Regions from separate parts of the Homo sapiens genome. Here all the other regions are linked to region 3. The links are chromatin loops, found by intact Hi-C in ENCODE. Cell type or tissue: heart left ventricle. All regions are shown on one strand. Region 1 overlaps TBCEL-TECTA (TBCEL-TECTA readthrough). Region 2 overlaps TBCEL-TECTA (TBCEL-TECTA readthrough). Region 3 overlaps GRIK4 (glutamate ionotropic receptor kainate type subunit 4).

Region 1 (8,000 bases), 160 kb before region 3:
GGAGGGGAATGGTTTAAAGGGATGTGATAATTTTAAAAACACTATTATTTCTTTGGTAGACATGCAGTCTTTAAAATCATTTCTGTAAATAAATGACCTCCCCACCAAAAAACTTTGAAATTTTCTGGTTGCTAACATCAACCTTTAATTGAAATAGAAACACGTCTGGGCTGGGGACTGTGATCTAGTCCTTGCTGGGGGATTGGGGTCAAGAGAACTGGGCAGCAGTCACAAATCTGCAATCCATTTCCAAGACTACTCATTCAACTTCCACCTGTCTGTTTTCCTAACCTGTAAAATGTGGATACTGCTGTTTCTCATCCCTGTCTCACAGAGAACAGCGATGTTATAAAAAAGTTGACACAGGTTGATAGAAGTAGAAGCACTTGTAAAATGAGAATGTCTGAAAAGGCAAGTATCAAAGACACAGCATTAAGAAATGTAAATAACATCTCAAGTTTTTATAAAACTGACTATCGAGTGAATAGCACAAGGCTGCAAGGTTAACCCAAGTTGAGGGTGCGGGTGTATCAGTAACAGTCTTGACTCTATCTGCCCAACAGGAACAATGATGTTTCAACAGGCAATTCCATTTTATACCTGTTGAGAATAGGGTTGAAAAATGAGAGAATAGATTTAGTCACATTCCCAATAAGTCATGTGCATCAGCCCTGAAAACAGGTCCTAATCCTCAGCACTCCTTGGCACTAGTTCAGGGCTGTATGTATTGTGACAGCCTCCACTCAGCATCATTTCCAGGCCCTGCTTTTTCAGGCTTTCAATAAGTGAGAGGAAAATGCCTTTGAATAGAGGAGGTTTGGACCAAAAGGTAGACTCTTTGAGATAATTTTGTTTGTGGAATGATGATATAATAAACCAGCTCTACAGAACACTTCCCCTGCTATACCCCAGGCCAAATCCCAGTCTCATTAGATTGATATATGTCCGGAGGCACATAAAAATGCATAGCAGTCTATATAAGGATATTGAAATCATCCCGTATATGAAACCCAAACCTATAACTCAGGAGGAAAAGAATGAAGTCAAAGTGGAGACTGTGTACACAGCTGGCATCTGACCAACTCCGCAGCTCTGCAAGCCAGTGTTTTCCGTTATCACAGCATTTCATTCCCAGGACCCAGGTGAGAGGCTGTCACTGGGCACTCATGTTGTATGGCCATAGCCAGTCATCTCTGTGATGCCTGGACAAAGGGAAGAGGTATTTGGGTAAGAGTCTGCAACTTCTGAGGCCCCTGGTCCAGGCTATACAGGGGAGGGAGATAATGTAGTATTGAGTTGGTATCTCTCACAGACCTTAAGTGATGCCGTATTTACACTCTGTAGGGGAGGAGGGTACAATCTCAAATCCTAATGAGCTCTGGAACTAGATTATTTCCTATCCAGTTAATACCAGCTTAGCTGCAAAACATTTATTTGTTATTTTGAACATGGGGGACTTTACAGAGTCCACAGAGGCAAGGGTCCAGGCAGGCCATCTTCACACATGACCTACCTTAGAGCGAAGGCACTAATCACAGCACAGGGAAAGGGGCAGAGGGCACAGGTGTGTCAGACCATGTGAATGTGGCTTTTCTGTATATTAAACACATTGAGCCCAGGTGCAGTGGCTCACACCTTTAATCCCAGTGCTTTGGAAGGCTGAGATGGGAGGATGGCTTGAGACCAGGAGTTTGAGACCAGCCTGGGCAACATACTGAGACCCTATCTCTACAAAAAATAAAAATTAGCTGACATGGTTGTGGTTCTTGTAGTCCCAGCTACTCAGGAGACTGAGGTGAGAGGATTACTTGAGCCCAGGAGTTTGGAGTTCAAAGTTACAGTGAGCTATGACCACGACACTGTTCTCTAGCCAGTCTGGGTGACAGAGAGAGACCCTGTCTCCTAAACAAAAAACAACAACAACAACAACAAATTGAATCTGAGCCAAGAAAGAACCCCGAGGCCTCCCAGGGCTGCCAAGACAAGCAGTCCAAGCTTCTATCTGAGGGGATAAAGGCACCTCCTCATTCCTATCCAAAACTTCCTTAGAGGTCTGGAAACACTTTTCCCATGGTCTTCCTCTGTGTTTCCACAGTACCCTACACAAGTGTCTACCATAATATGTCTTATGCTGTGTCATCATTGTTCCCATGGCTCTGTCTCCTCTACCATAGTAATGTCATGGTAGCTAGAGCAGCTTTATCTCCAGCACCTCACAGAGTGGCTGGCATTTCAATGGGGCTCTTAAAATGCTTTTCAGAAAGATGCAATGGCTTGCTAAATGGCTGGATGACTTGATGGATGGGTTGGTGGATGGGTGAGTAGGTGGATGGATGGGTGGGTGAATGGGTGGATGGATAAATGGATGGATGGGTGAATGGGTGGGTGGGTAGGTGGATGGATGGGTGGGTGAATGGGTGGATGGATAAATGGATGGATGGGTAGGTGGATGAGTGGGTGAATGGGTGGATGGATAAATGGATGGGTGGGTGAATGGGTGGGTGGGTAGGTGGATGGATAGGTTGGTGAATGGGTGGACGGATGAATGGATGGATGGGTAGGTGGATGAGTGGGTGAATGGGTGGATGGATAAATGGATGGGTGGGTGAATGGGTGGGTGGGTAGGTGGATGGATAGGTTGGTGAATGGGTGGACGGATGAATGGATGGATGGGTAGGTGGATGAGTGGGTGAATGGGTAGATGGATAAATAGATGGGTGGGTGAATGGGTGGGTGGGTAGGTGGATGGATGGGTGGGTGGATGGGTGGGTGGGTAGGTGGATGGGTGAGTGAATGGGTGGGTGGGTAGGTGGATGGATGGGTGGGTGAATGGGTGGATGGATAAATGGATGGGTGGGTGAATGGGTGGGTGGCTAGGTGGATGGATGGGTGGGTGGATGGGTGGGTGGGTAGGTGGATGGATGGGTGGGTGGATGGGTGGGTGGGTAGGTGGATGGATGGGTGGGTGGATGGGTGGGTGGGTGGGTGGGTAGCTGGATAGATGGGTGGGTGGATGGACTAATGAACAGAGGCATTATTTCCTTCTTCTAATTTCTGTAGCTTCTACTCCTGGAAGTAGAAATATTATCAGAAATTCTGTTTTCTAAATATTTTTGGACACAAAAAAGCAGGAATTCATAAACCAGGATGTTTCTCTGAAAGTCCATGGTGAGTTTGCACATCTAAAGGGGTTCGATAGTTCAGAAAAGGCTCCAAACTTTGGGTGCCCAATGTGAAGGACATCCACCCAGGTTCAACTACAGCTTACTCACAGATACCCAAAGTCAGCTTTGATTCTCCTCAAATTCCTGCACGTTTTGCTGATGCTGGGAAGATTTTAGGAGAACTTTTGTTTCTTTTTTTTCTAATCATACTAGGAAGTACTGATTTACCCTCATAGGAACTTGGCAATACTCCAACTGCACCCATTCCTGTAGATCTACAAAGTGCAGAAGACAGAGCGAGAATAAGGATGAGAAGAAAAACATAAAGGGCGGGGGGAGGAAATGGCAACAACAACAACAAAAATAATGTTAAACAGGAGGGCTGCCTTCTGTCCCTCTGGCTCAGAAATCACTCAAGATCTTGGTCCATTTCGGAGTTGTTCAGAACGGATAACTGTGTGCACACTCCAGAAAAGGACTTCCAAAGCCACAAGGTAGTGAATGCAGTGTTTTAGCTTCTGATGTGATGAATGCACATGCTAAAATTACCTTGATCTCCATTACCCAGCGGAGAGATGTCAAAAGAGTAAGGCATCAGGAATGAGTCCGCCCCCGTGGCTTAAAAGCTTGCCTGTCAATCTACACTAAACAAACCCTGCCTTGCCACAGACAGAGGAAAAGCTTTACCCCTTGAGGTGCAGCCATTGGCTGGGTCAATTTCCTTTCCATCAACTTTAAATGCCCAGCGGCCTGGAACATTGACGTTTGTGGTCTCCTGGATATTCACGATCTCGGGGGTTCTTGACCCCGGGAGGCTGAAGAAATTGGTGAGGTTTCCACCATTAAATCCTGCCTGCAGCACAAAAGGAAGACAAGATTTTTGAGTACAAAAATTCCCCATGGGTTAACTGGCCCAACTACCTTATTTTTAAAATCCAGCACCTCTAAAATCAAGAGCCGTCTTTTCCTGGAGTCACTGGGGCCAGCATTCTAGGTGAGAAAGGACTGCCTAGTTCATTTCATAGCCGAGTCAGGGTGCCAAACATGGGCAGGACTAGCCTCGTAGTCCACCTGCGAGATCAGACCTGCGTCTCTAGTTAAAAGCTGGTGGCAGGATTCCCTCCAGGATGCTGAGCCACAGAAGCAGAGAGTGCAGCGACGGAAACACGCGGGGGATGAAGTGGAGAGCCACCTACCTGTGCCATCACTCCACCAAGACCTGTCAGGGGGTCGCCGCCACTCGCCGTCCCCGTGGTCCAGTTGATTTCGTAATAATTGAAGAGGGTGAATGTATAGGAGCCATCGGACACTAGGACGGCCTGGAAGGTGTTCACCTACAGGATGGGAATGCGCAGTCTCATGACTTGCACTCCCCAGGAGGTCCTGGCCCCAAGGAGGTCCTCCCTTCACCCTGCGCCCTCCCCACCCACAGGCAGCTCAGAGCTGCTCTGCAGCCAGGCCCTCCAGCTCTGACTCCTCTCTGAATTTGTTCTCGCCTCCGTTGGGAAAAGCAAGACATGTGGGACTGTGCTTCTAAAAGAGAAATTGCCTGAGATAAACCCAGAGTCTGACTCAGCGCCCACTTATATCTCTGACTTCTACCAGACAGAAAATTCAGAGGCCCGGCTAAGCGTGTGATAATATGAAAGCACCTATAGATGGCAGCATGAGAATAAACTACAGGAAAGACTCGGCCGGGGACCAGGATGCAACCACCGGTTCCCCTTGCAGAGCGGGTTGGAAGAGGGAGCAGATACCAGTCCGTGTGATTAAAGTGGCCATGCGGATTGCGCTCTCTCTCTTCCCGGAAAACAACATTAATCTTGATGAGATGTCTCCCCTTTTAAAAATGGAAGTGGGAAAGTGATTTTTAAAAAGCACTTTCTGGGGAGAAGTTACTCCTCTAATTGAGCATTTGTGCATCACTTTATTTCTGAAAATCGTTAACATTCATCTGTACCCCAGACCAACGCTAAGACGGGTGATCGTATTGGCCCACGCCTATCTTATAGTTAAGAAAACTAGGGACTGCGGGAAATGAGTTACTAGAAATTTCACAGTGACCCAGCAACAGAAAACGAGATTTGCGCCAGAGTTCCCAGTCCATCTCTCAGAGCACTGCCATTCCATGCTGTCTTCATTTTAAACTTTTTAGGATAGAGATGTTGCTTAAATTCATATGAAACTTGTAAATGGTTTTCAGAAATAAGCTGTAGCAAACCCTGTCCTTTATATTTTCCTCTTGCTAATCCTCACCCCTTGTCACATGTTTTCAAAAAATTTAATAGAAATAGAGTTAAAAGGAGAGGCTGCATTGACCTTTTTCTATTCAAACCTAGCACTTTTCCCAGCTGCCTGACACTCTGTCTGATGCAGAGGAAGACACAAATCCTTATCCTGTGTAATCAAACTGGGGTAGAGGATCTTGGAAGCCCCAAATCTCCCCATTCTAGATGATCCCAGAAAGGGAGGCAAGCTATGAGTAAGAACAGCCCTTTTTGTAAAGAACTTTTCTTCCCATGCTCTGTGCTGGCCACGGCTGATGGCGTTTGTGATAGACTTGCTCAGGTAAACGCCTTCAGTCTCTGGCCCCATTCAACAGAAGAGGACAGTGGGACACAGAGATGAGTGAGCAGTAGGCTCAAGATTGCTGTAAGGTCACCAGCAGGCTCTTGTTCAAGGGACAGGGGCAAAGTCAAAGTCACACAAGGACTAAAGCTAGAGCCTCCTTCAGACCAAGATTCTCCTTCAGAAGGGAATTCCTTCTCCCACAGTGAAGCTGGAAATATCTTTGGTCCAAGCAGATCTCAAGAGCAATCCATTTCCAACCCCTGAAGTCACCTCTAAACCAACCAGCCATACCAGTGACACCCCAGAGGCTGACTGCCACCCGCACGCACCTCAGCTCACTCTTACACATTCTCACACTACAGAATTCTTCAACGTTCATTCCAAGACTCTTCTGGATAAAAAAATCTTTTTTGCTTCTGAGGACTTCAGCAATACCCGCAGGAGGCAGCTGAAGAAAGAAGAGTCTGGGATTTGGAGTTGGAAGACTTTGGTTTGAACCCTGCTCTGTCTCCTAGGAGATTTGAATCCTATTCTTTTTCTTGCCACTTGAACGAGATACTTGGCCTCTCCCGGCCTGTTCCCTTCCCTTGAAATTGGAGACAGTACTTGTCCGGGAACATTTTGGGGAGGGTTAAATGATATGCAAAAATAGCCTTCAGCACCAGACACATAGTAAACCCTCAGTAAATATTAGTTTTCCTTCCTTGAAGTAAACATGTCCCTTTTCCTTCCCTTCTGTTGGCGTCGCATGAGAATTTTTGCCTTTGAAAGACCTCTCAAGCCCAGTGTTTAGCTGGCCTGATCATATGTGTTTCTATACAGAAGGGGAAACATGGAATAACGGGATGAAAGAGGTGGGGCCAATTTCAAAGATGGGGATGGATGGACACTTTTGCAGCTCCAGAGAACTACATCATCTTTTTTTACTCCAAGGAGCTCAAAGCACTTAGATGTTACTTCATTCATCCTCACAGAAAGAGTTCTCACCTAGTTCAGAAATATACTCCAAAGTATAAGCCAGAAAGTATCTAAATTATCTTGCCATTTTTATTGCCAATGGAAGTTTTTTTGAAAAACTGGTGGTCAGCATTTGATAGGCATTTCTTCCCCCAACCCCATGACACTAAAATTTATCAATTGCTGGCATCCCACATTCTAACGCTGTAAGATATGAGGCTTAAAGGACATAAAACATCACCCGAGGAGTCGTTAGCGATCTATAACGTGACAGAGGGAAATGTGTGCTTCTTTAGAGGTTATTTCTAGCCAATGCATCGCTGTTTAAACTTGTGTCTTTCTGTTCTACAGAACCTCTTAGCGATAAAGTGCTTCTTGATGCTCTGGCTAGGAGGTGCTAAAACATAATGTGTTCGTGGTGTCGCAGCTGTGAACTGCAAGCCCAGCACTTTTTCACCTCTCTCTAACTCAGTCGTTTTTGTTCCACCCCTCCACAATTGACTCGTTGCCAAGGAAATTGGAAAACAGATGGAATTGGAAATAATCCTAAGTAAGTGGAGGGCAGATTTTTTGAGTGTCTTTGCTTACTAGAAATTATACAGTTGAAGATGTGTCTACTACTTCAAAACTCTCCACTGGCAAAGTCACCCAAACAAGCTGCAGGCTTTTGTGAAAACTGCATTCTGTCCCTTTATGTAGAAAGTTGATTATCTCTGCAATAATGGCAGTGATAATCTTTCTTATCTGACTTTTATTTGACTGCTTATTTGGGATTTCAGAGCAGATGTTGAAACTTTATTCATGAAATGCTTTCACTGCCCACTCTAATTAACATCAAATATGAATAATTTCAGCCCTGGTAACAATAAAAAAGATGTCACAACATAATAAAATGAGCCAGATCATTTGGGCCCAAACTTGGAACGCTATTTTTCTCTTCCAACCAAATTTTACTGGGGAGAGAGGGAGGAAATCAGGGATGGAGAGAGGCACTTGTACCTCGGGCAAGAGAAAAGGACCTTTGGGTCCCTAGATGGGTCCCTAAGCATGTGGCCTGGAATGGGTCTCAGTGCCTCAAGCACTCTCCTGCAAAACAGCAATGTCACTTACAGCAGGAAAGTTTTTGAGGGTTTTTTTTTAGGCATTAGTGATGATTTGTGATAGGGGTGACATATCTTCTGAAATATTACAGCTGACTGGGCTGGTTAACTGTGATAGTTCCCTCTGTTTCCTGCAAAGTGGGTAGCAAAACTCATTAGTTTAACTCAAGGGAACTGACACTCCTTAGCTCTAATAATTAGACTCCTT
Region 2 (8,000 bases), 240 kb before region 3:
CCGAAGAAGTTCTCAGAATCTGAAAGCCTAATAAATGGAGATGAATGGATTTTGAATAACAAAACTCTAGTGCCATCTAACTTTGGGAAAATAAAATAGAACCTTTGCTAAATATTGATGTGTTTTGGAGAATAAAATTTTAGAGCTAAATACTAAAAATTTTAAGATTCATCAACTTTTACCCTGAAGCTTTAAGTTACACACACACGCATACACACAAAAATGCAAAAATAAAATGGAACCTTAATGTCCTTAATAACTGGGACTTTATAGCTAAAGGAATGGCCAAGGAACTTGTTTCGCAGCATCCTCGGGGGAAATTACTGGTGTTTCTTAGTATCCTATTGATGTGGTTTGGGTCTGTGTCCCCGCCCAAATCTCATGTGGAATTGTAATCCCCAGTGTTGGAGGAGGGACCTGGTGGGAGGGGATTGGATCATAGGGGCAGATTTCCCCCTTGCTGTTCTCATGATAGTAAGTTCTCATGAGATCTAGTTGTTTAAAAGTGAGTAGCACCTCCCGCTCTCTCTCTTCCTCTTGCTCTGGCCATGTGAAGAAATGCCTGCTTTGCCTTCTGCCACAATTGTAAGTTTCCTGCGGCCTCCCAACCATACTTCCTGTACAGCCTGCTAAACTGTGAGCCAATTAGACACCTTCTCTTTATAAATTACCCAGTCTCAGGTAGTTCTTTACAGCAGTGCAAGAACGAGCTAATACATCTATGGATTTGCTCTAATATTTATTTACTCATTTTTCAAGGTAATCAGTTTAGCTTTTTTTCCATTTATGAAATCATGTGTTTATTTAAAGGCAGTGGCATCAAAGCCCTTGGTTGCTTGCTTTACATTGGTTTAGTGTCTACAAGGAATTACTTTGTTAAATTCAAACTTTTTTCCTCAGGGCAATCCTGTGTTTATATTTTATTTCTTAGTTCTTGATTCCAGTAGATTTTTACTCACTGAATTAAATCTGAGAGATTCATTGTTTTCTTTCTGATAGTATTTTCCAAATATCTCAGAATTAAGATCATTTTCTCTATCTTTGATAAAAATCTGCTTAGGGGTTTTAGTAAAGTGAATTTCCTTTTTTTTTTTTTTTTTTTACATTTTTGGAAGGAGACTGACTGTACCTTCAAGGGCATCTGGCCCACCTGGCTAACTCAGGGTTCCATGAGAAGTTGAGGCCAATGCAGGGGCCACCCACAGCCCTGGCCCTCTGCACTCCTTCCATCATCCTCAGCTGCACTTTGCAACATATAGGAACAAAATATCCTTGTGCTACCTTCACAAAACTAAAAGGTTCTGCCACTCTCATTTTTCCAACCCATGTACATTTACATTCTTCTGGTGAGAAGGAAAAACTCGGCCAGGTGCTGTGGCTCACGCCTGTAATCCTAGCACCTTGGGAGGCCGAGGCGGGTGGATCACGAGGTCAGGAGATCGAGACCATCTTGGCTAACATGGTGAAACCCCGTCTCTACTAAAAATACAAAAAAATTAGCCGGGCGTGGTGGTGGGCGCCTGTAGTCCCAGTTACTCGGGAGGCTGAGGCGGGAGAATGGCATGAACCCGGGAGGCAGAGCTTGCAGTGAGCCGAGATCGCGCCACCACACTCCAGCCTGGGCGACAGAGCGAGACTCCGTCTTAAAAAAAAAAAAAAAAAAAAAAAAAATCAACTTACAATAGGGTTGGGATAAGTAATGTGGGAATTGTTTTACAAATAAAACAATAAGAGCAGACTTTGCCAGTGATCAGTGACTCAAGTGCATGTTTTAGCGGTGGCATTGAAAGAACCCACTTCTAACAGCAGACCCAAAGATGAGGAGTTTTGTTGTTGTTTATGTTGCTGTTTCTATAACATGAGAGCACCTCAGAATGATACTTTCTGGTAGAAGACTTAGAAATACAACCATACATTTTACAAATTTTATTGTAAAATTTATCAAATCACCACACATTAAAGTTCTACAGTTGTATCTTCCTAACAAAGTATGCAAAACCCTAAGGCAGAGGACAGAGAAATAGTTGTTGCCGTGAGGTCTCTTGGTTTGCAAGAGTTAGGGGTGCCTCTTTGGGGATCTACCTGGAAAGTTGACTTTTGCCGAATTTGTGTTTCTGGAGTATAATGCCTAGAAATACAACAAAGTCCTTGTGGGTTGTGACTGTCTGAAACTATTCTTCAAAATAAGAAGCATTTAACTTTGTATGATGGAGACATGTTTTCCTGTGATTTAGGCAGCCTGTGTTTTCAGGGAAATTTGTCTAAACAAGATACAAATGTCAACTTAGTTTTGGGGTTCTACTTAAAATTAACTAATGAAAGTAATTTTGTATCAACATGACCAGGTTGAGAATACAAATAGAACAGGCTAACAACAGGAGACATGAATAAAATCCATAGTGGCCAAGTATCTCTAGACTCACTACATTCCTGCTAATCTTAAATTAATATTCAGAATACTTCCACTCTTCTTCTCTCTTGGAGATTCAAAGTAAGCATTTCAAATATGGGGCTTTTTTAGGGGGAAAAAATTGGGTTATGTGCTATCCACAGCCCTTTTTCTCATTTTATGCTTTGAATATTCTGATATGACACCTAGATGCTTCTGCATTATATGTTAAGTCATTTTCCCCTTGTCGAATTAGTTTGCCAAATTGCTTTCTGATCGTGACTTTTCAGGAGAGCAGACTCCGTCCCCTGCACGGCTGCAGATATTCCTTAACAGCATTTTGCAGTCATCAACGTAGAGACTCATGGAAAGTGTGAATAAATACACACTTGTAACTTCTTGATTTGAATGACCCACCTAGTTATATAAACCACATTTAAGGACCAGGATGGCCTGTTAAATTAAGAATGTTTTTGGCAGATAAAAGGGAAATACTAGGAACCTTGTTTTTTCTGCCTTTGGTTAACATATAATTAACTCAGTAACAAATTTCTATGTGCCTACAGTCTTGAAATTTAAATAATTCCACTAATACTAGGTTGATCCAACGCAAAGGTTTTCAAGCCTTAAAGTAATTAAATGTTATCTTTTTCAGTAAAATAATGTATTTTTGCCCAATTAAAATAGGGCAATATCGGTGGATTTTTGTACCCTAAAGTATTCCACAAAGGAATTCAAAAGTTAGGGGGAGAAAATAAAGAATTCTAAGTTTGTTTGTTCTTAAAAGGCTCAAAAGGTCACTATCATTCTAATATGTCTCATTAGAAGTTAAAAATTATTAAATAAACCTACACATAAAAGCATACATATATGAGTAGGTTTATGTTCTTCTTTAGTTAGTACTTTTGGATATATATAACTTCAACTTAGTACTTTTCCTCTAATTTCTCTGTCAGAATGCAGCATGATCTAGGACTGAACAATATTAAATACAGTGGCAAAGCATTTGTTATGAAAGATGCTACATTTGTGTAAGGGATTGTTATTTCGTCCAATAGGAGACTATCTTAATTTCAAAATTATTTCACCATCAGTATCTTATGCTACTGAACAAAACAACAGCTAACCTAGAGGCTAGATGCAAACAGAAACACACAACGAAATGTACAGTGAACATTCTTCCTCCATTTGTTTCCTTAGCAAATAGAATTTGATTGCTGAGTTCTTCATGGAATGATGAGTCTTTTGTATTTTATTTCTATCTATAGACACAGAGATCTGTCCCTCTGCCATGGAGATGTTGTCTTATATGAGAGTCGTATTTCAGCAAACATAATTAAACCATCACAAACAGAGCCTTCCATTAGTCAGAACAGAGTTATTGCCGTTGTGCTGTAGGTGCATGTGAAAGTATTTCACATTCTGCTGGGGGGAAAAGACCACTAAATATTGCATGGGTTTTTCTTGATCAGATTGTTTATTTCTCAACATCTTAAAGAGGTACTTAATTTTTCTTGACAGCTATTTTTGTCAACACATTAGAGAAACGGATATTAAGGGCAAAATTTGCATGGGATGCCAAGTGCTGGTATTTCCTGGAGTAATGCGTACGGTATGCATAAAAATAAATCCCATACTGTTCTCCAGAAAACGTCCTTGGCATTTGATGTGTTTTCTAAAGCTATATTCTCATAATGTCCTGCGTCTAAGGTTTCAGGGTGGTAGTGGGGCGGGGGACCGGAATCATAATTCGATTGGTGTGGTTCAATACACATTTGAGCTTCATGCAAAAATAAACAGCAGACACTAGAGGGCGCTGTTTCATTTCCTTTTTCACTGGACTGTGCTGCAGATGTCAGCGTATGGGGCACTGCAAAATATCATCATGGTCTTCTAAACAGGCCCAAATTGCAATGAAGTACAAGCTGTAGAGATCCCCTGAGTTTTAGGAGAAAGGCTGGGAAGTTCAAAACAGGGTGGATGGTAAATTAATTCAGAATTAGTAAAGAAGTAATTTTTTATTACCCTAGCCCTTCATGATTGTCTTTTGATAATTACTTAATTCCTCTGGTTGAAAGAAATTTTATTAGATTTCAAGCTCCCACTAAATGTCAAATGGTTCTAAAAATAGCTAGAATATTAGACAATGTTAAACAATTAGCGCTCTCAAGTTTTGTCGTTAGAATTTTGAGTAGAATACATACCTACTACTGGTTGAGAAACTAATTACAGAATTCCCAGTGGTCACAAATGTCAGACCCCAAGATGTTTCTTTTGATATCAAACAAATACCAAGTCAATAAGATTCCCAATTAACTTCGTTTTCAACCTTTGCTAAGCATGCACTTTCTCACCCCTTCACCCCGCAAGTAAATCTTTTAGAGCAGCAGGAAAAGGCAATGCTCTGAAGTTATCTTAACATATACTATCATATGGCTTCTCTTTGTAAAAAGAGAAGGGATTGGGTTCGAGGGGGTAGGAGAGTGGGTGGGGTTCCCCAGTTCAAGTGTCTAGTGCCACTTTGTGACATAAGAACATATGAAAAGAAGCTTCATGTTCTTATGTTACCTAGAGGAAAATTAAGGTATTGAGGCATGTAATAATTTGTGTTTCAAGTAGAGAATTAGTGGAAGAGTCAGGATCATCTCTCAGTTCTTCTGCCTTCCAGGAAGTCAACTAAAGGGCCCGTTTGTTTTCAGTTCTGTAGAAGTATTTCTCTTTAATCCAGATAGAAGTGACGGACTCAAAGGCAATGTGAGCACCATCACCACTGATTTCCAGTTCTTCTGCCTTCCAGGCACACGGGATGTTTGTGCTTCCTCATCTCTAAAAGTCAGTTACAGCCATCTGGCTGTCATTGACCAATGAAGTGGGAACAGAAGCGATATGTGTCACTTCAGGCAGAAGCACGGAAGAGCTACGGTGGGATTCTCCAGGCTGTCTTCCCTTGCAAAGGTGAATCTTGAAGCCACACATTGAGCTGACAACATTGAAGGATAATAAAGCCTCCAGCAACTTCCATTCCAGGATGACAATGAAAGCAGGGGCGACTTGTGTGAGTAAGAAAGAAACCTTTGTTAAGTCACTGAGATTGTGGGGGTGTTCTCCTTTTTTGAGACAAAAATCTCATTCTGTTGTCCAGGCTGGATTGCAGTGCCATGATCATGGCTCACTGCAGCCTCAACCGCCCAGGCTCAAGCGATCCTCCCAACTGAGCCTCCCAAGTAGCTGAGACTACAGGCATGCGCCACCACCCCTGGCTAATTTTTGTATTTTTTTTGTGGAGATGGGCTCTCACTATGTTGCTCAGGCTAGTCTCAATATCCTGGGCTCAGGTGATCTGTCTGCCTGGGTCTCCCAAAGTGCCGGAATTATAGGTATAAGCCACCACACCTGGCCTGGGGTTTTCTGTTGTGGCATTACAACCAGGTTTATCTTGATGGTAGACATGTGAAGGATGCCAACCAAGTGAGAAAACCAAAAGCCAAGAATGAAAGTGTGGCAAAAAGGATTTCAAGTAAAAAGCTTTAAGAAAAAAAACTAGAATTTTTAATCGAGGAATTTCTAATGACTTTAATATGGGAATCAATAAAGAGGTGTTGTCAAGTAAGTAATACACCATTTCCTCCTTGTATGTTTTCAGTTAAAATTCATCTAAAAAGGCAGGTGTGTTGGCTCACGCCCATAATCCCAGCACTTTAGGAGGCCAAGGTGAGTGGGTTGCCTGAGCCCGGGAGTTCGAGACCAGCCTGGGCAACATGGTAAAACCTCATCTCTACTAAAAATATAAAAAATTAGCTGGGCATGGTGGTGCATGCCTGTAGTCCCAGCTACTAAGAAGGTTGAAGTAGTAGGATCACTTGAGCACAGAAAGTCGAGGCTGCAATGAGCCAAGATCATGCTAATAGACTCCAGCCTTGGCAACAGGAGTGAGACCCTGTCTCAGGGGAAAAAAAAAAATCATCTAAGGATCTCAGGTAAAACCATAAATGACACATTATTATATTTAGCTCATAATCTGTTTGATTTCAAAAGCCTAAACCTTTAATGGCATGAATGGAAATGGTGCATAAGCTCATCTGAATCCTCTGATCTTGAAGTATGGGATAGTATGGAATCCAGGTTTTCATGCAAACAAAGAACACACACTTAGAGCAGGCGCAGTGGCTCATGCCTGTAATCCCAGCACTTTGGGAGGCCGAGGCAGGCAGATTGCGAAGTCAGGAGATTGAGACCATCCTGGCTAACATGGTGAAACCCCGTCTCTACTAAAAAAATACAAAACATTAGCGGGGCATGGTGGCGGGTGCCTGTAGTCCCAGCTATTCTGGGAGGCTGAGGCAGGAGAATGGCGTGAATCTGGGAGGCAGAGCTTGCAGTGAGCCAAGATCGTGCCACTGCACTCCAGCCTGGGCGATAGAGCCAGACTCCGTCTCAAAAAAAAAAAGATCACACACCTAACATCCATTTCTATCTTGCTGAGGACGAAGTACTGTGTCTCAGCTAGAATAGACAATGGCTTGACTCCTTAATCCATCTCAGTGCTCAGCATTTCCCCAAAAGATCTTAAGATGTCCAAGCAGAAGCAGACACATATTTTTCTCCATCAATACCAGTTGTCCGCTCAGCTGCACAGCATGTGTGACTGCTGAGATAAGCTCGAATGTGTTGACTCTCCCAGGGGGCTGGGAGAACAAAACAGCTCAGTGCACACTCAGTCTACACCGCACTTCTTCAGCCCAGTGACAGTGTGATGCCAGTGCTTTGACATATGAGACAATGGCCATTTCACTCACACTCATGTTCAAAGAACACTAAGCATTTTTGCTCAGCTTTTCAGCGTTCCCAGAAAAATATAAAAATGCTATCCGTTTAAATCCAAGACAACTTCAAAATAAACCTGAAGTGGGTTTTACTTTGTTTTTGCCCTTAGAAAGCAAAGCACTCCAGGGATATATTTAGCAGGCCTTCCATTTTGTAGTTAATTATAGCAGATACGTGTTTTTGTACCACTTACAAAAGAGGATGCTGCCTGCTTCTCTTCTACACCGAACCTTAATGCTCTGCTAATGCTCTGTAAGTACACATGAACAACAATATAATGGTGCATTAATGTTCTGGCCAACAGTGCCTTCCTGGTCCAATTGCTGCTACTTCTTTAAAAAAAAAATTCATGGCATGCTATTTAGTGTACAAAGCTTAACATCAATAAGAATGATTCCAGCCACCAAGTAATGAGAATACTTGAACACAAAGTTTATTTAAGGATAAAACACATTAAAAAGTATTTGGTTGATTTGTAAAAAGAGAAGGGATTGGGTTCGAGGGGGTAGGAGAGTGGGTGGGGTTCCCCAGGTCAACAATATCCCCAGTGGCCAAAGCTGCCATGGCAAGGTTGAAGGACACAGTGGGTGGAGAAGCGCCTCATAGACAGAACACGTGCATAACGTAGATCGGACACTTCCAAACACCAGCAAGATTCCTTAGAGGGAGTCAAACCTTCCAGTCATCACTTCAAAATCGTTCCAACAGGCCCTCTCTCTGTAAAAAACTGTGATCCAGAAATAGCACTGGCTTGACAGATTTCTCTGGTCAGATTTCCAGTCAGATT
Region 3 (8,000 bases):
TGTTCTCCATGGTGATCCATTCAGTGACTTCTCCAAACTATCTGGTAACAGGCAAGCATCTCGCCCAGGTTTAAATCGTGCTACATTTGTTGTTTATCAGGGATAATGGAAACCCCAGACAGGAAGGCATGGCTATCTCAGCTGCGTTTTCACCTTCCTAACAGCCCAGTGGCTCCTCCAGTAATTCTGTCCAGACCACCCACTCTGGGCACCAGTACTCAAGGGTGGAAACATCACCTTTCCTTTTCCTTTGGCTAAACAGGCTGAGAAGGAAGGGAGAGAACCAAGGTCGTAAGTCCTGTATGCTATGACAGCCAAACCCACAGCAGATTTTTAAGAGAGGATCAAAAAGTTGTGTTCTGCAAACTTGCCTCTCTAGGCTACACACACACACACACACACACACACACACACACATTTGTTTTGTCTTTCCTTTGCCCCCATAATGGTCTAATAACAATGATCAGTCCATATGTTTATGTAGCACTTTCAAGTTTTCAAAGAGCTTTCCCACACATTGAATCATTTGCTCAACTCTGAACGACAAGAGTTGCGTTTTCCCACACCTGCTGAGGTGAACAGGCCAGCAAGCCCCCAGAGCCAGAGGCAGAGACACAAAGCCTCAGAAGGCTGGTAGAGGGGATGTGATGTAGCAGCCAGGCTGGCTTCCTCCTGCAGGGACTTCCTGCCAGCAGGCTTATACTTGCATAAATCTGCATATGCCTTCTCAAACCTCAGGTCATTTTCAGGTCAGGAAGTTACCATTGCTTTGCTGAAATTCATCAAGGCTGTTTTGTCACCTCCTCTCCCTTCCTCCCTTGGCTCCCCTCTGCATCCAGACCCCAGAGAGTAAGGGGAAGGGGACCAGATGGCACAGAGCAGGCCCCATCCATTGCCCCAAGCTTCTGAGCTGGCAGAAAGCACTCGGCTTCCTGCGTGGGTCTGCTGTAAGAGGCAGAGGCTCTGGGGCTCTAGAAGCTAGAGCCGGCTTATCAGAGGGCCCCTTTTGTGTCCCCACCCCACCTGGCCTGGTTCACCTCTGCCTGGGGCCTTACCAGACGCCACTGACACAGCGGGTGGATAAGGCGCGAGGGGCGATGGTGGAGCCTTGCTGCATGAACCCCCCGACCGGAAACCAGAGGCTGTTGCCCAGGGAGTACTGGTTCACCAGGAGGTTGCACCGGCCCTGGGCACATGGGTGTGGGCTGTACCACTCGTAGGGCGTCAACCTGTGGGAGAAAAGGAACATACACTAGTGCCACAGAGGCGGGGTGTGAAGGGACACAGGCAGGCTCTCCTGGCTGGTCTCACCTCTGAGACCGGCCTGTGGCCTTGGGCAAGCCACTTCCCTTTGCTGGACTTGGAGTTTCGCAACCAAAAAAAAAATAAAATAAAATAAGTGGGTTGAACTGGGTTGATGGTTCTCAAACTTTTTTTTAATCAAAGAGACATTTTTACCCCCAATAAATTCTGATGTGGAACTCCAAAATACAGAATAGAGGATGGCCAGGTGCGGTGGCTCATGCCTGTAATCCCAGCACTTTGGGAGGCCGAGGCGGGTGGATTGCTTGAGTCCAGGGATTCGAGACCAGCCTGGGCAACACAGCGAAAACCCGTCTCTACTAAAAAATACAAAAAAATTAGCCAGGTATGGTGGTGTGTGCCTGTAATCCTAGCTACTCAAGAGGATGAGGTGGGAGAATCACTTGAGTCCGGGAGGTAAAGGCTGCAGTGAGCCAAGATCCCACCACTGTACTCCAGCCTGGACAAACAGAGTGAGACCCTGTCTCAAAAAAAAAAAAAAAGATTAAGTGGAGCCCCTGAGGCTAGGAGTGTCAAGAGGTGGACAGCCTGGGAAGCCGCTTGTTCTGTCACTGCCAGTGACAGGGTGATGAGAGAGATATTAGTGTCCCTTAGAACCACGGTTTGAAGACCCTCAGCCTAGAGCAGTGGCCCTCCAGCCTTAGCCTACCTCAGAACCACCAAGCCGGTGTGCTGACACAGATGGCTGGGCCCAGCCTCAATGCTTCTGCACTGGTAAGTCTGGGGTGAGGCCTAAGAATTCCCAAGTTTCCAGATGATGCTGGTGCCACCGGGCCAGTGTCCATACTGAGAGCCACTGGCCTCGATGGTGTCTAAAGCCAGGCTCTCCCTGTCTGTGTTTCAGACCTCCCCAGAGCCTTTCAAAAAAAAAAAAAGAATGCTGCTGCTTGAGTTCCACTCCCAAAGATTCTGGTTTCATTGGCTCAGGTGGGGCCTGGACATCAGTGTTTGTTTAAAGCTCCCCAGTGAGTGTAATGCACGCATGGGGCTGAGAAGGGCTGCTCTAAGCTCTGTGCCTTGGGGTGAGGTGGGGACACTCCCCTGCTTTCCCTCTCAGCCTCACCACTGGCGTCTCTCTGAATGGCCCCTCTGATGCCCAGAATGCCTGCTCTTCCCCTGCCCGCCAGGGAGATGCTTGCAGCCCCGGCCCATCTTGTACGCAAAGCCTTCCAGCTCTGACGAGAGAAACTGTATGCACAGGTGTGCACCCCCAGGAGGGCGGGGTGCTGTGTGCTCGGTGTTATCTTCACACTGCTCTTTCCCGTCCTGCACTCGGCCTGATGTGCACTTAGTGTTCCCACTGTCGCTGCCTCCCGTTTCCATCCGCGCCTCTCCTTCCTGAGTACAACACAAACGTCTCAGCATTGGTCCTTTGACCTGTGAGATGTGCTCTGTCCCTCTGTGTGGGTCCCGAGGAGCTGGCTGGCACTCTGGTGCCCCACTTTGTTGGCTCCCAAGCCTACGGACCATTGGTGGGATCTGCAGAACTTCAAAGATACAGATTCTCAGGCCCTTCCCCTAGAGATTCTGAGCTCATGGGACCTGGGAATTCAAATGTCTAAAAGCTCCCTACAGGACTCTGAAGATCAGCTCTCTTGGGAATGGCTACCTAAGAGCTGTTGTTTTCAGACATTTTTTTTTCCCTGTAAAATCTTACCCGAAGTACAATATATAAGAAATAAAAGTAGAGCTGGTCTGGATGAGGAGGAGTTGGGGACCCAGGGCTCTGGCTGCCCAGCCTCTTGTCATTCCACCCCCAAAGGCTCTGGTTGCTCCCAGGAGCCTTTGCAGTCCATAGAACCATGTTTGAAAATCACTACCTTAAGACAGAATACCCTAGACTCCAGTATTGTTTGTGTGTGTGTGTGTGTGTGTGTGTGTGTGTGTGTGTGTGTGTGTGTGTAGTGAGAGAGAGAGGCCGTATGGTTAGCCCTTTAGCACATTTTCTGTTAACCTTTCTGTGATGCTAGATGCTGGAGGGGGTGTGTTTGGATGTGGAGGGGAGGGAGGAGGGGCAGCGTAACACCCCAGGGCTGGTTGAAAGCTCTAGGCTGCTGTGGGTATGCTGAAGCAGGCTTGTATGTATCTGCTCTCCAAACCCCAAGACTTTTCAGGGCCCTTGAGGTGACCTGAGTGTTGTGGCATGCCACACGCAAGGGCTCACATCCAAGGGGCAAGTGTGAATTACAGAGCAGTGGCACCAGGCTCACGGAGACAGCCTCCTAACATGGCAGCAGTGTGGCAAAGTGGAGAGGGGAGGTGTCAGACAGCGTGCTAGCTCCCCATCTCGCAGGCCGTCACTGACAGCAGATACTCAACAGTGGCCATGCCTACAGGCCCGAGAGGGGTTGGTGGTGCCCAAGCAGCAAACTCTGCCACGTTTGAAAATGACCAGGTTGTCAGCAAGGCCTGTCTTTTTTTGGCTGCATCTTGTGGGCCCCAAAGACCTTCCTGATCTTGGGGACCTTGGTCTCCACTAGAAGAGGTATGTGCAGACAGGTTGATGCAACCCTTCTCTGGCAGTCTGGGAAGTGCCCTCAGGGGTTAGGTAGCCCGTGGTTCCCTAGGGCTTACCATGCGGCAGCTCCATCCCCAAGTGCCCCCATCAATCCAGTGAATGAACGTGCCCTAGGGGAAGACCCCACCCACCCCACAGAGATGGGATGTGCACTCTAACACTGTCTGCCCTCCCACTGTGGCCTAGAGGCAAAGGTAACAACTGAAGAGACACCTGCAAACCAGAGCCACGGACAGATTCCAGAAGCTCCTCCTGAGTAGTTCTCTGCTCCCACATAACAGCCCTTTGTGAGCCTCCACTGCAGTAAGTGGAGGGTTAGCAGCACTAGGGACCTGAGTGAGTGGCCTGGGAGCCACCAGGGCTCATCCCACTTCTGGAGGGTTAAGCTGGCTCTCCTGCAGCTCAGGCTGGCCCAACAGCCTTGGCCTGGAGCGAAACTACCTTTGCTGTGCACAGTCTTGGGAGGCCACAGCCTCAGGCTGCTCCTCAGGTTTTTCCAAAGGGCCAGGGCAGCCCCTGGTTTCCTGGGGATAGGGCAGGGCTTATTCTCCCCCCTCCCTGGTCTGGCCCGTGCGTCTCAACTCAGCACTTCTTGAAAACGCCTCTCTCCATCCCGTCTCCTTGCCACCCGCCAGCAGCCTCCATGGTTCCCATTCGACAAGGCAGCTGTGTTTTCAGAGGCAGGCCCAGGCTGTCTGCAGAGAAAGCCTTCTCCCTGGCCTGCTCCACTGCAGCCCCCAGTGCCCCCAGTCCAGATTTGCAGGCTCTGTTCCTTGTCATTCGGCACTTTGTGGCAGATCCTTTGTGGCAATGACTGATGCCAGGGCAGCCAAATGCACAGTGCTTAATGAGAGTCATCTTCCTGCCAACCCCACCCCTCCTCTCTTCCCAGGGCTCCTACACAAGCAAGGGGCTTAGGTGGGGGTCTGGGGAGAAGTGGGAGGGGACAGGAGGCAGAGGTGCAGAAGCCAAGCCACCTGTCTGCGTCGTGCACAGTGGGGAATGTTTGGATGGGCAGCATGAGGTCGACAGCTGGGCAGAGAGCATTTCAGGCCCCCAGTCCTTCTCCTGTCCTTCTAGTTTGGCACCAAGATCTTCCCAACTCCTCCTCCCCCTCTCCTCCTCCCCACCCCCTCCCCATGCAGTTCCCAGAGGTGGACACGAGGTGGCGGTGTAAGGACAGGGAAGGGAAGAGGAGAGTACCGAGCCACCAGGAAGAGGACACAGCTGACGGCCAGATAGGCTAGAAGCATGAAGAGCCAGACGCCCGGAGAAAATGGGTCCAGGAAGGAGAAATAGCCGGGTTTGCGTCCCTGGAAATGGAGAGAAAAACAAGATTCACCGCACATATTCAGTCAACATGACCTTGGGGCAGGCAGGGCGGGGTAGAGGAGGTAGTGAGTGTGGGTCTGGCCCCAGTTCCCATTTCTGTGGGTTCTGGGTGATTGGTTTAAATGACACTGGGAATGAGGGTGTTGCCGGGCTGCGCAAATGACACGACCCAGCCCTGACCTCAGCAGGTGACACAGAACAGCAGCAGGGGCCATGCCACTCCCTGGGGTGAGGCAGGCTTTGTGCTGGCAAAGAGGAACAACCCTCAGTGCCCCGAAGTACCACCCTGTGTCCTCCATCGGGGGTGGAGGATGGACTCAGGAAGCACCTTTGAGCTGCTGCTGTCTGCATTGCTGAATTCGACCACAGCATCCCTCTTAGACACTCACATCTTTTTCACCAGGATGCTAATACAACCGGAGTCTCTGGGTTTTGTTTGCAGGGTGATCTCACACAGTGAGACCTTCCCCCGTCAACCTCAAAACAGTCCTGGGAGGCACAAATTATTATTCTCATTTTACAAGTGAAGAAGCCAAAGCCGAGGGCAGTCAGAGATGTGCCCGAGGTTCCACAGTGCGTAAATGGAAGAGCCGGGACCCAAAAAAGCCCATGTTTCCTGACTCAAAGCCCAGGGCTCACTCCACTGCACCGTGGGAAAACACGTTGCAAGGCCAGGGATGAGTCTGGCCAGAGTCCTGTGAGCCAGACAATGGAGCCAGGAATGGAATCCTGGGCACCAAGCTCCCCGCCATTCTTCACGGGAAAACAAAATGGAATGAGAAGGATGGAGTTAAGTCATCTGCTCCAAGTCTTTAGCCGTGTGGTCTCAGGCAAGTTCCCACCCCTTTCTGGCCTCAGTTGGAGTGGGAATAGATCCGAGGTGACACACCAGTGGCTTATGGATGCATACGGCCCACAGAGTTGAATTGTTTATCCTGCAGCATCTACCTAGTTTGTATTAGTTGCCAGCGTTAAATAATTAGGTAACTTCACATACAAATCTAGATTTCTGGCTTTTTAAAAAATGGGGTGATCCAACACCACTGAGTCCAACTTCCCAACTGGCTGAAGCTGAGTGTGGGCTGCCCACTGGAGACAGGGCATATTCTCTGCAGCTCCATGCTGCTACCCTGTCTTGTCCCAGGCTGGTTTCTTTCATTTACTATAAAACCACTGGACTAGATGCACCCTAAGGACTATTGTAAATGGAAAACGCTATGATTCTATGATGCCAGAAATCCAGGAAGTCCATGGATAGGACTGAAAATCAGTACTAAGCTCAGGGTTCTATGAACAGGTAAGCGTTTAAGCTCAAAATTGTATCAGTCATGGCGCAACCTACTGTCACTATCAAGGCATGTCATTTTTACACTGGGTTTCCCAGAAACACAAAAGGGAACTCCCTTTGCCAATACCGAGCTAAACTCAACCAGCCTTCTGAGCTTTCATTATCCAGGGGAAGCTAGAAGAAGCTGAGAAACTCCAAGTAGCAATAGCTATTTCCACGGCTGCATCTGAGGCAGGTGGGAGGAGACAGTTCTGCACGCTCCTGTTGTATTTGCATAGCCCCCATCATGGGTGATTTTCCGCTCCTCTTCTGGATGCTTTTCCCTTCCTTCTTAGGGAGCCGGTGGGCCTGCGGTGCAGTTTTACTTTCCTCTTTGGAGGGTACACGGAGAGGATGGAAATACTCATCCTCTGCCAAAAAGGGCAGCTGTTCTTGGGCACTGTGGCCTTTCAGCAGCATGACAGTGACCTCTCACGTGATCTATCTGAAACTGTTTTTCTTTCACAGTATTGGCTCAGACCACGGAACTGCCCTTTGATACCAATTGCAAGTTCTCTGACCCACTGTGGATCCATGCTCAGTCTGCATACAACACTCAGGTATTACTGGAAAAATGAAAAATCTGGGGGACAAAACCCAGTAACTTAGGGAAGGGAACAGGAGAAGAATGAGGAAATCATTTGAGCTTGGCTCATCCCGTCATTACATAAATCCTCTAACAGAAGGCAAAGGACTCCAGAGCAGCAGAATCCAAGTCCCCAGTTAATCATTCCTGTGTCCATCATGGCTTGACTGTGTTTCCTTCATCATCCTAAGAGCCAGAGGCAGACACAGGAAGACACAGAGAGGGTAGCATCCATATACAGAGTCCAGAAGCAGTAAAGGAGCCGATCATGCCTATACTCCTACTGCAATAGAAATCACTAGTGTGGTCCACTCCTGGGGTCTTTTTTGACCCCCAAGTTTCTCTGAGTAAATGTGCATGAATTCCACATGCCCTGTCACTTATGACTATTTCAATCTGTCTCTCAACTGAAAAATCTATTACTGTTGCTTTCTGAATCTGAAAACCCATTAGATGCTCAATGTCAGAAATCTATACCTGATTATATCACAAGTGAAATTGAGGAAAATGACAGCACTATTTAAAGCTGCCATATTTGGTTATGGGTGATAAGGAATGATGCACAGCTGTGGGAAAAATTCCTAGAGACCAAAGTTATAAAACAGAGAACATCACACGAACAAAAACCATGACATAAACAAAGCTCCCCCAGAAACATATCAGTCACGTTGGCAAGGCAACATCTGATTCTACTTGTGATTGACTGACGCCAACCAGAAGAGCAAGGAATGGGCAGTCATTTGAGATTTGGGTCTGGGCTTATACAGCCTTGGCTTAGGCTAAATCCATGCTGTCTCTATGATGCCAAAGAGAAGTATGTGTCTTGCAAGATTCTGAATGCCTACCATTTTTTTCTATGTGGATGGTTTAGATCACTTTCTTCCCAAAAGACATGTGAGTTACTGGCGCTTGGG

What was found. Hi-C counts contacts between places; a loop is a spot of excess contacts. Peaks named below come from ENCODE experiments on the same cell type or tissue, not always from the same donor. Only the 100,000 strongest peaks of a DNase experiment are listed, where the experiment ranks them.
Region 1: a loop joins it to region 3, with 2.1 times the contacts of the local background. A loop is called at or near these places in 25 of 110 quality-filtered maps.
Region 2: it touches region 3 in a loop (2.3-fold over the local background); 8 of 110 quality-filtered maps call a loop at or near these places.

The regions. Positions count from the first base shown.
Region 1 is chr11:121,109,570-121,117,569 of GRCh38, reverse strand. TBCEL-TECTA (TBCEL-TECTA readthrough) reads right to left here. Exons shown (of 30, transcript NM_001378761.1): 11 at 4,361-4,498; 12 at 3,852-4,017. It overlaps TECTA (tectorin alpha), which reads right to left. Exons shown (of 24, transcript NM_005422.4): 5 at 4,361-4,498; 6 at 3,852-4,017. Among named protein-coding and RNA genes, the nearest start is that of TECTA, 12 kb to the right of the region's middle. In heart left ventricle, a CTCF peak has its summit at 4,814 (motif pointing right); a DNase peak (open chromatin) is centred at 4,859.
Region 2 is chr11:121,191,115-121,199,114 of GRCh38, reverse strand. It overlaps TBCEL-TECTA (TBCEL-TECTA readthrough), which reads right to left. Exons shown (of 30, transcript NM_001378761.1): 30 at 7,625-8,000. TECTA (tectorin alpha) reads right to left here. Exons shown (of 24, transcript NM_005422.4): 24 at 7,625-8,000. Among named protein-coding and RNA genes, the nearest start is that of TECTA, 94 kb to the right of the region's middle. In heart left ventricle, a CTCF peak has its summit at 4,187 (motif pointing right); no DNase peak of the experiment used is centred here.
Region 3 is chr11:120,950,009-120,958,008 of GRCh38, reverse strand. It overlaps GRIK4 (glutamate ionotropic receptor kainate type subunit 4), which reads right to left. Exons shown (of 21, transcript NM_014619.5): 15 at 5,045-5,154; 16 at 1,056-1,229. LOC101929208 (a long non-coding RNA gene) reads left to right here. Exons shown (of 3, transcript NR_133004.1): 1 at 1-51; 2 at 6,969-7,060. Among named protein-coding and RNA genes, the nearest start is that of TBCEL, 70 kb to the left of the region's middle. RefSeq lists an enhancer at 2,009-2,509. In heart left ventricle, CTCF peaks have their summits at 4,791 and 4,992 (motif pointing right); a DNase peak (open chromatin) is centred at 5,028; H3K4me3 peaks cover 362 bases; H3K27ac peaks cover 240 bases; H3K27me3 peaks cover 440 bases.